Linked DNA regions of Homo sapiens: region 1 is linked to region 2. Evidence: read pairs that join two places in POLR2A ChIA-PET (ENCODE). Cell type or tissue: PC-9. All regions are shown on one strand.

The links. ChIA-PET counts read pairs that join two places held together with the same protein. Peaks named below come from ENCODE experiments on the same cell type or tissue, not always from the same donor. Only the 100,000 strongest peaks of a DNase experiment are listed, where the experiment ranks them.
Region 1: POLR2A ChIA-PET joins it to region 2 with 6 read pairs; 1 of 35 experiments calls an interaction of 5 or more read pairs at or near these places.

Annotation. Positions count from the first base shown.
Region 1 is chr17:50,061,049-50,063,548 of GRCh38, reverse strand. The region is part of intron 1 of ITGA3 (integrin subunit alpha 3); the gene reads right to left. Among named protein-coding and RNA genes, the nearest start is that of ITGA3, 6.2 kb to the right of the region's middle. RefSeq lists enhancers at 396-896, 897-1,397. In PC-9, no CTCF peak of the experiment used is centred here; DNase peaks (open chromatin) are centred at 948, 1,728 and 2,478; H3K4me3 peaks cover 2,226 bases; H3K27ac peaks cover 2,500 bases.
Region 2 is chr17:50,439,298-50,441,797 of GRCh38, reverse strand. The region is part of intron 1 of ACSF2 (acyl-CoA synthetase family member 2); the gene reads right to left. Among named protein-coding and RNA genes, the nearest start is that of ACSF2, 14 kb to the right of the region's middle. In PC-9, no CTCF peak of the experiment used is centred here; DNase peaks (open chromatin) are centred at 487 and 1,137; H3K4me3 peaks cover 981 bases; H3K27ac peaks cover 2,362 bases.

The DNA.
Region 1 (2,500 bases), 380 kb after region 2:
TGGCCTTTGAGATGAAGGTAGACCAGAAGAGAGCAAGATGAGGAATCCTGGCAGAGAGTTCAAATTCTGGGGGTTCAGAGGGGAGAACTTAGGGGACTGGGTTGTCAGAACGCTGGGTTTTTCCTCCTGAAGCCATGTGGAGACTCAGATCTTGGAGACCTGGGCCCCTAAGCGACCTGGGTGATGTCCAACATCCTTCCCCAGTTACCTTAAGACAGGCACACAGGTAGGGGTTGGGATAAGTACCTGACACTTTGGACAATGTGGCCCCAGAGCAGAGTTCCCAGTGGGTGGGCAGCAGGTGGGGAGGGAAAGGGCTCTTGCCTTGCTCCCAGCCTGCCCAGAATCCATCTTTGGGGATGCAGACAGCAAGTTCCTGCAAGGATGCTTAGGACCCTGGCAACCCGTCCCATACCAGAGGGGTGGCTGGAGCAGAAAGAGGCAGGGGTTGGCCCTGAAATGCCATCTTAGAGGACAAGCCTTGGGCCATCAGAAACCCCGGGGATCTTTGTTAAAAAGGTAGATTCCTCTGCCCACAACACACCATCTGGTGGAATCTGGTGCACCCCAGTTTGAGAACTCAGTTTTAGCAGATTTTCTCCCCACATCACCTCCCTGCAGCCTCTAAATGTTCTGCCAGGAGCCCCTGCTCAATCCTGATGGCCCTGGCCTTCTCGGGTGGCAGGCACCTCCCAGGTGCCCCACCATTTGGCCCCAGCAACTCTATCACTCTACAGCTCCCAGCTCAGAACTTGGGCTCTGGGCCTCCTGCCAGTCTGGAAGTGCCAAGCAACAGCCACGCCTGTAGCTTCTGCCTGGGACCTGTGAGTGTGGGCTACAGGGAGTGGGCTGGGCAGGGCAGGGCAGTGCAGGGCCTGGGCATGCCAGGGCCTGGGGTATCTCCACCCACTGGGAGTCAGGAATGTACTGCCTGCGGGTGCTGGGAAGGGGGTGGGACCTTGCCTATACTTCAAGACAACAGCTCAGACCTCACCCTGGGGAAGTGTTCCTGGGAGAAGGGGTGAAGCTTCCTGGCCAGGGAGGCTGGCAGGGGGCCAGGGTGGCAGCCAGGCCTGGAGAGTCACTTCTCTCTGGGCTGGGAAGGCCTCGATGAGTCCACTGCCTGACCACCCATGGACATCCGCTCTCTGGCGTGCCTGACAGATGAGAGAAGGGACCCACAGCCTGCGGGAAAGGAGCATCTCAGCCTGAGAACCCACGGACCTGGGTCTAGGGTTTGTTCTGCCTGAAGGGGCAATTTCCTTTCCTTCTCTGAGCCCTGAGTGCCCCATCTGTAAAATGGGGGCAGCCCCTCTCCTGCTGACCTCCAGGGTTGCTAGAGGAACAAATAGGTCTATTCTACAAAAAGGTGTTCTGATATGAAGCCATAGCTAATGTGAGCATTGTTGTTCCGATTTGTTGTGGCATCAGGACTGGTCTAGCATGCCTCCAGCCCTCCCTCCAGGGACCCAGGAATTTCTTTTTTTCTTTCTTTTTTTTTTTTTTTTTGAGACAGGGTCTTGCTCTGTCACCCAGGCTGGAGTGCAGTGGCACAACCTCGGCTCACTGCCACCTCCGCCTCCCGGGTGCAAGTGATTCTCCTGACTCAGCCTCCCAAGTAGCTGGGATTACAGGCATGCACCACCACGCCCAGCTAATTTTTGTATTTGTACTAGAGATGGGGTTTCGCCATATTGGCCAGGCTGATGTCGAACTCCTGACCTCAGGTGATCCACCCGCCTCGGCCTCCCAAGTTACTGGGATTACAAGCGTGAGCCACCGTGCCTGGCTGGACCCAGGAATTTCTGCCCTGGCATGTTAGGGAACCTGGAGCAGAGGGAAAAGAAGAGACTCCTTTGGTGGTTTAGAGAGATCAGCAGGGAGACATAGGAAGACTTCCATGGCTTGAGGATACCAGGTGATCACTGGGGTCAGGGTGGGAGCGCTGGCAGCTAGAGTCACTCTACAGCGGGGGCTCAGATCTGGCTGGAGGTGGAGGTTGGGAATTTTCTACAGTGACACTAAGGGGTCCGGGCCTCAGTGGGAGGCCGGGCCTTGGGCACGCCTGTAATGGAAGTGTTGCCCCCTTGTTGCTGCTGCTGCCCTGCCCATGTTGTCATACAGGAGGCAGCTGAGCAAAAGGGTCTCCATGCCCTCCCAGCCCCCTCAACTCAGCCAGGAAGGGGCTAAGGGACTCCCTCCTCTGAACTTCCCAAGGTACTGAGCAGGCAGAGCTGGGCACGCATGTCAATCAGATTGAAATACTTCCCCTTACCACCAATACCCTCCTGCCTGTTGCCTGGAACCAGCCTTATGCCTACTGATAGAGGGCAGGGCAGGGCCAGTGCCCTAATCCCAGCCCTACATCCCAGGCCCCTCCCTCCTCAGAGATTCCAGAGTGAGCCCCCGCTTCACCCCCCCAGAGTATTTTTAGCTTCCACTTGGCCCACTCAGAGGCCCTTTAAGGCCCTCTGGCTCCCAGCCCAGGATCCAATGGGTC
Region 2 (2,500 bases):
TGGAAAATGTCTAATACACTGTAGGTGATAAAGCAGATTTCAGAAAAATGTGAGCTGATGTTTATTGCTGTGTCCTCATGCCAGCTCTCTTCAAAGACTCTGCATGCCTGATCTGTGATCTTCATAACCACTCCCTGACCAAGATACATACCCATTTTACAGATGAAGGAATGAGGCTCCAAGAAATGCAGCACCTCACCCAAAGCCACAGAGCATGTAAACAGCCAACCTGGGATTCAAACCCAGGACTGCCTGGCTTCCAAGACCCCAATACAATACAACATGAATCTTTTCAGAGCCCTGTGACTTAAAAAGGACCGCCAGGCCAGGCATGGTGGCTCACGCCTGTAATCTCACCACTTTGGGAAGCCAAGGTGGGCGGATCCCTTGAGCCCAGGAGTTCGAGACCAGCCTGGGCAACATGGTGAAACCCCATCCCTACAAAAAACACCAAAAAAATTTAGCTGGGTGTGGTCGTGCATACCTGTGGTCCCAGCTACTGGGGAGGCTGAGGTGGGAGGATCACCTGAGCCTGGGGAGATCAAGGCTGCAGTGAGCCGACATCGTGCCACTGCACAGCCTGGGTGTCTCATATGATTCTCACATTACTCTCAGATCATTTCTTTTTAAGGATGAAGAAGCAAGTAGTTCATTTTCTTAAGGTTCTGACCCTGATGGGTGGCAAATCTGGACCCTTTTCCAAGAGTACTACTCTTTACTCTGCAGCCCATCCACATCCTGCCCTGGGGGCCCTGCAGGCTGACGGGGAGCCGTCTGAGTGCCTCCAGTCCATGGGGAGCCCCTCCCGGGATGGCCCCTTCAGCAGCTGCCCCCACTAGGCCTCCCACTTGGCAGTCCTTGAGCACACACTGACTTTTCCATCTCCTTGTGGTATCTGATTCTTTTTCTTTGCTGCCTCTTCTCTCATTGTTCTGCTCTTGTGAGCCAGCTCACCTCTCCTGGCACCAACCCATAGTGGCTCTGCACCCTACCTGTGCAGCCACCTGGTCGGACCCACCTGGAAAGCCTTCTGCCCCAGCATTAGCCCTGCCCAGCCCAGCCTTGCCTACCAGCAGGAACTGGACAGAAAACACGAGCCAGCTGGTTCAGGGCAATGCAGGTGAAATAGCTGTGGCATTCTGTGACACTCAGGGCTGGCAACTAAAGTCGGGGGCTAGAGGTCACTGGGCACAAAGGATTGCACAGTTCTGACATGGTCATGTAGAGACCACAGGCAGAGCTGGGCTCTGAGGGAGCCACAGTTGGCAGGGAGGATTGCAAATGCCTGGGCAAACAGGTCTGCCATGGAGAACATAAGAGGAGAAGCTGTTTGTTTTGCCTCCTGTTACATATTACCTGCTGGGTAGAGGTTCTTGGAACCTGGGCCAGAGGTTTACAGGTGGACCCTGCCCCTGTCGGGGGGTGGAAATGCCTCAGGCCCTGGGCAAGGCCTCTTCAGAAGCCACTGGGGAGGGAGGATGAAGGACTCAGAACCTTGATTTGTGAGGGGCCCAGAGACTGCAGGAACAGTCCCCATGCTGAGGCCACCCCCTGCTTCCTGGGGAGGGTGCCATACTAGCTAGCCACCAGTGAGGCTTTCAAAATTAAATTGAAAGCAATATCCTGTTTTGTTCCAAGCCATGGACTGGCCTCTGCTCCTTACCCCCCATGGGAGGCTGGTCCCTAGGTCCACAGAGAAACATACATCATCAACAAGGCTAAAAGACAAGCAACAGCCTGGATTTATAAATTTCATTTTATATATGAGACAAAGGATTAATATTTAGCCTGTGTTTTAAAAAACACAAATCAATAAGGACAAATAATCTCACACAATAAATGGGCAATGAATAGGAACAGAACAGACACAGGAGACATTACCAATAAACATTTTAAAAGATGCCCAATCTCACTGGTAATCAGGGAAGTATAAATTAAAACCACAACGAGATACTCTTTCACCCCCACCAGAGCGGCAAACTCTTTTTTTTAGCAATAGTGTCTATGTTGCCCAGGCTGGCCTCAAACTCCTGGCCTCAAGTGATCCTTCCACCTCAGCTTCCAAAGTAGTTAGGACTACAGGGTCGTGCCACTGAGCCCAGCAGCAAACACTTTAAAGTCCAGCAATGCTAAATATTTGCAAGGATGTGGGAAAATAGCAAAACTTGGTTGCTGCTGGTGGTCACAGTAGCACAGTCTCGCCAGGGCAATACCTAAAAAAGAACTCTTCAGCACAGCAATTTCACTGCTAGAGATATAGTAATAGCATGGACTGCTATACAGCAGGTAAAACCAATAACTTAGATCTACAGGTCTCAACTTATGTCCATCTGAGATGAATAGATCTGTAACACACATACTACTGTATGAAAGAAGAAAAGAACTATGATACTATTTTTGCTGAAATTATAAAAGCATAATAATGCTGGACACGGTGGCTCATGCCTGTGATCCCAGCACTTTGGGAGGTCAAAGTGGGAAGACTGCTTGTGCCCAGGAG